Linked DNA regions of Homo sapiens: region 1 is linked to region 2. A link is a loop called in an ENCODE intact Hi-C map of the cell type or tissue named here. Cell type or tissue: Caco-2. All regions are shown on one strand. Each heading gives the region's core, and the rest is flanking DNA. Links, peaks and the distances in the headings are about the cores only.

What was found. Hi-C counts contacts between places; a loop is a spot of excess contacts. Peaks named below come from ENCODE experiments on the same cell type or tissue, not always from the same donor. Only the 100,000 strongest peaks of a DNase experiment are listed, where the experiment ranks them.
Region 1: it touches region 2 in a loop (7-fold over the local background); 1 of 110 quality-filtered maps calls a loop at or near these places.

Annotation. Positions count from the first base shown.
Region 1 is chr7:98,796,088-98,801,467 of GRCh38, forward strand. No RefSeq gene overlaps it. Among named protein-coding and RNA genes, the nearest start is that of TMEM130, 71 kb to the right of the region's middle. RefSeq lists an enhancer at 323-382. In Caco-2, for the core only: no CTCF peak of the experiment used is centred there; a DNase peak (open chromatin) is centred at 2,371.
Region 2 is chr7:98,091,645-98,097,024 of GRCh38, forward strand. No RefSeq gene overlaps it. Among named protein-coding and RNA genes, the nearest start is that of LMTK2, 13 kb to the right of the region's middle. In Caco-2, for the core only: no CTCF peak of the experiment used is centred there; no DNase peak of the experiment used is centred there; H3K27me3 peaks cover 154 bases.

The DNA.
Region 1 (5,380 bases), core at 91-5,090, 700 kb after region 2:
CAGAGCAAACGCGCTTCCCGAGCTCTCCTACTGGTTGGATCCCTGGCTCTTCATCCTTTTTGGCGTGATGGTGTTTTTGTTTGTGTGTCTTTTGCCATGACTAGTTTATGGATGCCCAAATTAAAAAGTCAGCTTCTAGAGTGAATTCTGAAAATGACTGCAGACTTCTTCAATAAAGAGCACAGCCAGGACTGTGCCACAGAAGAATTTCAAATCTCTAAGGGACGTGCCTTTCATTTTACACTTCCTGTTACTCATTTGGAGAACTCCATTATGTGAGTAAGAACTCACTTGTTCCTAGCTAAGTTCTTAAAACTAGATTCTTTGGTTCACATTTAAAAACTTTCAACTGGGCGTGGTGGCTCATGCCTATAATCCTAGCATTTTGGGAGGTCAAGGCAGGTGGATCATTAGAGGTCAGGAGTTCAAGACCAGACTGGCCAACATGGTGAAACCCTGTCTCTACTAAAAAAATACAAAAAAATTTAGCTGGGCGTGGTGGCCCACACCTGTAGTCCCAGCTACTCAGGAGGCTGAGGCAGGAGAATTGCTTGGACCTGGGAGGTGGAGGTCGCAGTGAGCCGAGATCATGCCACTGCCCTCCAGCCTGGGCAACAGAGTGAGACTCTGTCTCAAAAACAAACCAACAAAAAAAGTTTTTATGGCTGGGTGCAGTGATTCACACTATAATCCCAGAACTTTGAGAGGCTGAGGCAGGAGAATTGCTTGAGACCAGGAGTTCAAGACCAGCCTAAGCAACATAGTGAGACCCTGTCCCTACAAAAGAAAAAAAAAAAATTAAAAAGCAACAAGGCATGGTGGCGTGCACCTGTAGTCCCAGGTACTCGGGAGGCTGAGGCCGGAGGATCACTTAAGCCCAGGACCTTCAGGCCGCAGTGAGCTGTGATCATGCCCCTGCACTCCAGGCTGGGCAACAGAGTAAGGCGTCGTCTCAAAAAGAAAACAACAAAAATACACAATTTTTTCAAATATCCGATAGCTTTACAGGGGCTGAATATAAAAGTATTTGCACTTAAAAATAAAAAAGCCACTCCAAAGTAGCCCAGGGACTTTGCTGTCCCCAGGATGGGCAGAACGGACAAGTGGGTGTCGCCCTGGGTGCCTGGCAAACCTGGAACCAGTTCTCCCACATATCTTGGTGCTGGGGCAGACTACCCTCGGTCTGGAAGGGGGCCCACTTTGTCTCCATAAATCACCAGGCAGAAACAGCTCTGGGCACCTGTCACATGAGATTAAATTTAGATAATGGGGCCCTTGGGAGGCATGGGGCTGATGCCACGCAGGAGGCCAAGGAGCTCAAGGGTGTTCTTCGTGTTCCGCTGTGTCAGAGGCCGACGGAGGGTTTCAGGAGTATAGATGCTGTCACTGCACATTTGCAGATGGGGCAGAGCAAGGGATGCTGGGCCTGAGTTGAGAGCCCTGAGGACTGGATGTGGCCAAATGGACAGACAGAGCAGCTTCTTGTCCATGAAGTCTTTTTAAACAATTATTTTTAACTTTTTTGGAGACAAGGTCTTGCTCTGTGCCCCAGGCTGGAGTGCAGTGGCGCCATTATAGCTCACTGCAGCCTCCTGCTCCTGGGCTCGAGTGATCCTCCCACCTCAGTCTCCAGAGTAGCTGGGACCACAGGTGCACACCACCACGCCTGGCTAATTTTTTTTTATTTTTTGTAGAAATAGAGTGTCTCCTGGCCGGCCGCGGTGGCTCACACCTGTAATCCCAGCACTTTGGGAGGCCGAGGTGGGCGGATCACTTGAGCTCAGGAGTTCGAGACCAGCCTGGGCAACATGGCAAAGCCCTATCTCTACTAAAAATACAAAAATTAGCCAGGCGTGGTGGTGTGTGTAGTTCCAGGCTGCTTGTGAGGCTGAGGCATGAGAATCGCTTGAACCTGGGAGGCAGAGATTGCAGTGAGCTGAGATTGCACCACTGCACTCCAGCCTGGGTGACAGAGGGAGACTCCGTCTCAAAAAAAATAGAAAAGAAATGGAGTCTCTCTATGTTGCCCAGGCTGGTCTCGAACTCCTGGGGTCCAGCAATCCTCCCATCTCAGCCTCCCAAAGTGCTGGGATAACAGGCATAAGCCACCGCACCCAGCATAGACCAAGTCTTTATCCTTTCTGAGGACAAATGCTTCTGCCAGGAAGAGCAGGAGAGAGAAGGCTCTTTTCATTCTGGTGAAGGGCAGGGGCCCTGGACTTAGAGGATTCAAGTCCCAGCACCCATCTTGCCCACTGTGTAACCTGGGGTGGGCAATCACATCTCTGGGTGTCATTTCTCTCATCTCTATTTTTTTTTTTTTTTTTTTTTGAGACGGAGTCTAGCTCTGTCACCCAGGCTGGAATGCAGTGACGCAATCTCAGCTCACTGCAAGCTCTGCCTCCCAGGTTCACGCCATTCTCCTGCCTCAGCCTCCTGAGTAGCTGGGACTACAGGCACCTGCCACCACGCCCAGCTAATTTTTTGTATTTTTTAGTAGAGACAGGGTTTCACCATGTTAGCCAGGATGGTCTCAATCTCCTGACCTCGTGATCCGCCCGCCTCAGCCTCCCAAAGTGCTGGGATTACAGGCATGAGCCACCGCGCCCGGCCCCTCTTCTCCATTTTTATAGGGATAATAATTGAACCTTCTTTGTAAGGATTAAATTAGATCACTCATGGAAGATACTTTGCACGGTTTCTGCCAGATAACATGTGCTTGAATGCTGAAGATGATGATGCAACTATGTAAATATAAATTCCTTAAGCCCGAAATGCACGGATCTAAATCAAATTGGAGCTTGAGCCAGGCGCGGTGGCTCACACCTGTAATCTTAGCACTTTGGGAGGCCAACACGGGCAGATCACTTGAGGTCAGGAGTTCAAGACCAGCCTGGCCAACATGGTGAAACCTCATCTCTACTAAAAATACAAAATTAGCCAGGTGTGGTGGCGCATGCCTGTAATCCCAGCTACTCAGGAGGCTGAGGCAGGAGAATCACTTGAACCCAGGAAGTGGAGGTTGCAGTGAGCCGAGATCATGCCATTGCACTCTAGCCTGGGGAAAAAAAAAAGAGTGAAACTCCATCTCAAAAAAAGACAAATTGGAGTTTAGCTTTGTGGAGTCTGCAAAAGTACATTTCCACATTTACTCAGCTCTGATTCCTGGTTTCCCCTGGAGGAGTGTTTGTTGGGAAGGCGCAGGGCAGTGTTTTTTGCATCTCTTGTTTGTGTGTAACAATAACGACCTGCATGTATTGAGCACCCCTTCTGTTGCCGGTCCCATACTAAGCATGCTCTTTGCACAATTGGATTCTGGCCTCCAGCATCTCCATGAGCCTAGGTTGTTATCTCCTGCAGTGGGTTGGATAGTGATATGGTTTGGATCTGTGCCCCCACCAGATCTCATATTCAGTTGTAATCCCCAATGCTGGAGGTGGGACCTGGTAGGAGCTGATTGGATTATGGGGGCAGATTTCTCTCTTGGTGCTGTCCTAACCATAATGAGTAAGTGCTGGTGAGATCTGCTTGTCTAAAAGTGTGTAGCTGGCCAGGATTACACGCCTGTAATCCCAACACTTTGGGAAGCCAAGGTGGGTGGATCATGAGGTCAGGAGTTCGAGACCAGCCTGACCAACTTGGCAAAATGTCACCTCTACTAAAAATACAAAAATTAGCTGGGCGTGGTGGTGCATGCCTGTAATCCCAGCTACTCAGGAGGCTGAGGCAGGAGAATCACTTGAACCCAGGAGGTAGAGGTTGTGGTGAGCCAAGATCACGCCACTGCATTCCAGCCTGGGTGACAGAGTAAGACTCCATCTCAAAAAAAAAAAAAAAAAAGTGCATAGCACCTCCCCACTCACTGTCTCCCTCCTGCTCCAGCCATGTAAGATACTTTGATCCTCATTCACCTTCCACCATGATTGGAAGCTTACTGAGGCCTCCCCAGAAGCAGAAGCTGCTGTGTTTCCTGTATAGCTTATAGAACCATGATCCAATTAAACCTCTTTTCTTTATGAATTAGCCAATCTCAGGCATTTCCTTTGTTTTAACTTTTATTTTAGGTTCAAGGGCACAAGTGAAGGTTTGTTGCATAGGTAAACTCGCGTCATCAGGGTTTGTTGTATAGATTATTTCATCAACCAGGTATTAAGCCCATACCCAATTGTTATTTCTCTGCTCCTCTCCCTCCTCCTGCCCTCCACCCTCAAGTAGACTCCAGTGTGTGTTGTTCCCTTCTTTGTGTTCATGAGTTCTCATCATTTAGCTCCCACTTATAAGTGAGAACTTGCAGTATTTGGTCTTCTGTTCCTGCATTAGTTTGCTGAGAATAATAGCCTCCAGCTTCATCCATGTTCTCGCAAAAGACATTATCTCATTCTTTTTTTGTGGCTGCATAGTATTCCATGGTGTATATGTACCACATTTTCTTTATCTGGTTGTCACTGATGGACATTTAGGTTGATTCCCTGTCTTTGCTATGGTGAATGGTTCTGCAATGAACATTCATGTGCATGTGTCTTTATGATACAATGATTTATATTTCTCTGGTTATATACCCAGTAATGAGATTGCTGAGTTGAATGGTAGTGCTGCTTTTAGCTCTTTGAGGAATCACCATACTGCTTTCCACAATGGTTGGACTAATTTACGCTTCCACCAACAGTATATAAGTGTTCCCTTTTCTCTGCAACCTTGTCAGCATGTGTTATTTTTTGACTTTCAGATATTTCTTTACAGCAGTGTGAGAACGGACTGACAGAGGTAGCACCCACCCAAAATTCATGTCCACCTGGAAGCTCAGGGTGTGACCTTATTCAGAAATAGGTTCTTTCCCACTTTGAACCAGCTTTATGTCTGCAGGGTAGCAGAAAAGGCACAACTGGGGCTCAGCTTTTAGAGCTAGGAGGACTGTGAGTTTCCACGTCTTCCCTCTTAGATTCTAAATTTTTGGAAGCTATGAGCCATCATCTAAAAAGTCCAGGTGCTCTCCAGGAAGACCACATAGAGAAGTGAGATCTTGGCACTACAGTGAGCAGTCTATGGATGACACTAGCCCAACCACTATTTAACTAGAACACACGAAAAGCTTTAGTGGGACCAGAAGAACTGCCTTGCTGAGCCCAGCCAACCCACAGGACTATGAGAGATCATAATATGGCTCTTTGGAGGTAGTTTTGCTACACGGCAATTGGTAAGTGAAATAGCAGTAGCTCATGCTTTACCTCCCTGAGGGCTGAAATCTGCAAAATGGCCTAATGTGGAATGTCAACAGGAGATGATCTTGAGAAACGTGTGTTTAAGTGACTGCCATGATATGGCACGAGTGTAGGAGGCTCTTTTGGGAGGCTCCCCTTTCTAACCATCTCTAGTTTACTTT
Region 2 (5,380 bases), core at 265-5,264:
TTTTGAGGAACTGCTTGTTTTTCAATACCCCTGAACCCTTTTTTTTTTTTTTTAAAGTGATAGGATCTTGCTCTGTCCCTCAGGCTGGAATGCAGTGGTGCAATCGTAGCTCACTGCAGCCTCAAACTCCTGGGCTGAAGCAATCCTCCTGCGTCAGCCTCCCAAGCAGCTGCAACTACAGGTGTGCACCACCTTACTGGTCTAATTTTTAGTAGAGATTGGGGTCTCACTATGTTGCCCAGGCTGGTCTTGAATTCCTGGCCTCAAGTGATCCTCCTGCCTCAGCCTCCCAAATTGCTGGGATTACAAGCGTGAGCCACTGTGCCCAGCTAACCTGAACCATTTTGTATTCTGATGGGCAATGAGTGAGGGTTCCAATTTCTCCATATTCTTCCTAATACTTGTCTGTCTTTTTTATTATACCCATCCTGGTGGGTGTGAAGGGGTATCTCATCATGATTTTGATTTGCCTTTTCCTCATGGCTAATGATGTTGCACATCTTTTCATGTGCTTATTGTCATTTGTACATCTTCTTTGAAGAAATGTGTATTTACATCCTTTGCCCATTTGGCTGGGTGCAGTGGCTCATGCCTGTAATCCCAGCACTTTGGGAGGCCAAGTTGGGAGGATCACCCAAAGTCAGGAGTTCAAGACCAGCCTGGCCAACATGGTGAAACCCCTCTCTACTAAAAATACAAAAATTAGGTGGGTGTGGTGGTGGGCGCCTGTAATCCCAGCTACTCAGCAGGCTGAGGCAGGAGAATCGCTTGAACCCAGGAGGCGGAGGTTGCAGTGAGCCGTGATTGTGCCACTGCACTCCAGCCTGGGCAACAGAGTGAGACTCTGTCTCAAAAAAAGGAAAAAAAAAATCCTTTGCTCATTTTAAAATTAGTTTTATTTATATTATTATTGAGTTAAGAGTTCTTTATATATCTGAACACAAGTCCTTAATCAGATACATGATTTGAAAATATTTTCTCACATTCTGTGGGTTGCATTTTCACTTGTGTTCTTTCAAATACAAAAGTCTTTAATTTTGATGAAGGCTAATTTTGATGAAGTCCAATCTTTTTTTTTTCGCTTGTGCTTTTGATGTGCTTTCTACAAAAACATTACCTAATGTAAGGTGATGAAGATTTATACCTAGGTTTTCTCCTAAGAGATTTATTGTTTTAGCGCTTACATTTAGGACATTTTGAGTAAATTTTTTAAACTGCTTCTTGCAGATCACGGCTAACCCATAAGCAGCATGCCCAGAGTAGTCGAGTTAATTTTTTATATGGTGTAAAGTAGGAGTTTATTCCATTCTTTCCATGTGAATTGTCCCAGCACCATTTATTGAAAAACCATTATTTCCATTAAATTGTCTTGACAACCTTGCATAAAATGAATTGACAGTAAATGTGAGGGTTTATTTCTGGACTCTCAATTTTATTCCATTGATATCTATATCTATCTTAATTCTTCTTATGCAGTACCACACTGTTTTCATTACTGTAGCTTTGTAGTAAGTTTTGAAATCAGACCATGTGAGTCCTCCAACTTTGTTATTTTTCAATATTGTTTTGTCCATAGTGGATCTTTTGGAACTCAAAATGAATTTTAGAATCAGCTTCTCAATTTCTGCCAAAAAGGCAGCTTTTTGGGGATTTTGATAGGAACTGCATTCAATCTGTAAATCAGTTTGGGAGTATTGCTGTCTTAACAACATTACATCTTCTAATCCATGAACATGTGATGTCTTTCCATTTATTTAGATCTTTAATTTCTTCCAGTAATGTTTTATAGTGTTCAGAGTATAAATTATTCCTAAGTATTTTGTTAAATTTGTTCCTAAGTACTTAATTCTTTCTGACGCTATTGTAACTGAATTGTTTAAATTTCTTTTTTGATTTCTCATTGCTAGTGTACAGACACAATTGATTTTGTATTGAGCTGTATCTTGCAACCTTGTTGAACTCATTTCTTAGTTCAAATAGTATTTTAATGGAGTCCTTGGTATTTTCTACATACAAGAGGATATTGTTATTGGTCAACAGAGATTGTTTTATTTTTTCCTTTTACGTCTGAATACCTTTCATTTTTTTTCATGACTAATTGCCTGGCTATAATCTCCAATATAATGTGAAATAGAAGTAACAAGAGTAGACATCCCTGTCTTGTTCCTGATCTTAGGAGGAAACATTCAGTCATATAGCAAGTATGATGTTTGTTATAGGGTTTTCATAGATGTGCTTTATTATGTTAAAGAAGTTCTCTTCCATTCCTATTTTGTTGAGTGTTTTTATCATCAAAGGGATTTTGTCAAATGCTTTTTTCATGCTTATTGAGATGATCATGTGTTTTTTGTCTTTTATTCTACTAATATGGTATATGTTGACATTGATTGATTTTCATATGTTAAACCAAGTTTGCATTCGTGGGATAAATCTCACTTGGTCATGGTGTGTAATTCTTTTCATATGCTTTTAGATCCTGTTTCCAAGTGTATTGTTAAGGATGTTTGCATCTATATCCATAAGGGATATCAGTAAATAGTTTTCTTGAGCAATGCTGGCTTCATAGAATGAGACAGGATTCCTTTTCTATTATTTGGAAAAGTTTGTAAAGGACTGGTGTCATTCCTTTCTATTAATGTATGTTTTGAAGTATTCAGTAATAAAGCTGTCTGGGCCTGGGATTTTCTTTGTGGAAAATTTTATGATTACTAATTCTGTCTCTACTCTTTATAGGTTTATTCAGGCTTTCTATTTCTTTTTAAGTCAGTTTTAGTAGTTGTGTCTTTCTAGGAATTTGTCTATTTCATTTAGGTTACCTAATTTGTTGGCATACAGCTGTTAATAATATTCCCTTATAATTATTTTTTATTTCGGTAAGGTTGGTAGTGGTATCCTGTATTTCATTTCTTATTTTAGTAATTTGAGGTTTATCTCCTTTTTTTCTTGGTCAGTCTAGCTAAAAGTTTCATTTTTGTCAATCATTTCAAAGGATAAACATTTGGTTTTGTTGTCTTTTCTCTATTACTTCATTTATTTCTGTTTAATCTTTATTTCCTCCTTCTCCTAGCTGTTGGTTTAGTTTGATCTTCTTTTCCTAGTTTCTTTTTTTATTTGTTTGTTTTTGAGATGGGATCTCACGTTGCCCAGGCTTGTCTTGAACTTCTGGGCTCAAGTGATCCTCTTGCCTCAGCCTGACAAGTAGCTTGGATTATAAACTATAGGTGCATACCACCACACTTGGCTCCATATTTTACTAGTTTCTTAGGTGGAACACTAGGTTATTAATTTAAGATATTTCTTCTTTTATACTTTAGGTGATTAAAGCTATACATTTCTCTGTAAGCACCACTTTATCTACATCCTATAAATTTTGTATGTTGTGTTTTCATTTTCATTTATCTCAAATTATTTCCTAATTTCCTTTGTGATTCCTCCCTCCCTCCCTCCCTCCCTCCCTCTCTCTTTCTTCCTTTCTTTCTTTTTTCTAGCTTTGTCACCCAGGCTAAAGTGCAGTGGCATGATCTTGGCTCACTGCAACCTCCACCTCCCGGGTTCAAGCAATTCTCCTGCCTCAGCCTCCCAAGTAGCTGGGATTACAGGCGCCTACCACCCATGCCTGGGTATTTTTTGTATTTTTACTAGAGACAGGGTTTCACCATGTTGGCCAGGCTGGTCTCAAACTCCTGACGTCATGATCCACCCACCTTGGCCTCCCAAAGTGCTGGGATAACAGGTGTGAGCCACTGCACTCCATCCCTTTGTGAGTTCTTGATTCATTTGTTATGTAAGAGTGTGTTGCTTAATTTCCACATATTTGTGAATTCCCCAAACTTCCTTTTATTGTTGATTTCTAACTTCACTCTACTCTTGTCAGAGAACACATACTTTATTAGATTTTAATTCTTTTAAATTTATTGAGGCTTTAAAAGTGGCCCTGAATATGGTCTATTCTGAAGAATGTTCCAGATGCATTTGAGAAGAGTATATATTCTTCTGTTCTTGACTGGAGTGTACTATAGATGTCTGTTGGTCTAGCTGATTTATGGTGTTGTTCAAGTCTGCTGTGTCCTTGGCTTTCTACCCAGTTGTTCTATCTATTACCAAAAGTGGGGTAGTGAAGTCCAAAGTATTATTTTTTGAATCGTCTATTTCTTTCTTCAATTATGTCAGTTTTTGCTTCATGTATTTTGAAGCCGTGTAGTTAGGCGCATGCTTCTACATAATTGTAATATCTTCTTGATAGATTGACCATCATTATAAAATATCCTTCTTTTTCTTGTTGTTTCACATTCTATTGTCTGATATTAGTATAGCCACTCAACCTCTCTTTTAGATGCTTTTTTCCTGGTTTTCTTTTATCTCACTTTAAATTTATTTTGCTTTGAATCTAAAATGTGTCTCTAGTAGACAGCATATAGTTGAATGATGTTTTCCTATTCATTCTGCCAATCTCTACCTTTTGATTAGAGTGATAAGTCCATTTCCATCTAATGTAATTATCAATAAGATACGATGAAGATGATGATGATAATTTACTAATTTTTTTAAAGTAAGGGTTTCACTCTGTCACTCAGGCTGGAGTGCAGTGGTGCAATTATAGCTCATTGCAGCCTCAAACTCCTGGACTCAAACAATCCTTTCACCTCAGTCTCCTGAGAAGCTAGGATTACATTTGCATGCTACCACACCCAGCTAATTTAAACAATTTTTGTAGAGATGGAGCCTCACTATGTTGCCCAGGGTTGTCTCAAACTCTGGGCTTAAGTGATCCTCCTGCCTTGGCCTCCCAGATCCCTGGGAGTACAGGTGTGAGTTACTGTGCTGCTCATCAGCAAAATAGGATTATGTCTGTCATTTTGCTATGTATTTTCTATATGTCTTATGTGCTTTTTATTCCTCTATTCCTCCATTACTGCCCACTTTTGTCTAAAGTAGATATTTTCTAGTGTACAATTTTAATTCACTTGTTACTTGTTTTTAAATATATATTTCGAGTTTTCTTAGTGGTTGCCCTAGAAATTACAATTAACATAATACCCTAAAACAAGCTAGATACGATTAATAGCAGCTTAATTTCAATAGTGTTTAAAACGTTGCTCCAGTATAGCTCTCTTCCCACATCCATGTTTTGTGCTATTATTGTCATACAAATTATATCTTTATATAAGTCCCTCTGCCAGTTTTATAATTGTTGCTTTATGTAGTAGTCTTTTAAATCAGATAGGAGAAAAGAAAGTTATAAAGAAAAATACATTTATATTTATATTCTTATATTTAGTGATATAGTTTCCTTCTCCTGGTGTTTTTTATTTCTTTATGTGAATTCAAGTTTCTGAATAGTGACTTTATTTCTGTTTAAAGGACTCCCTTTAGTATCTCT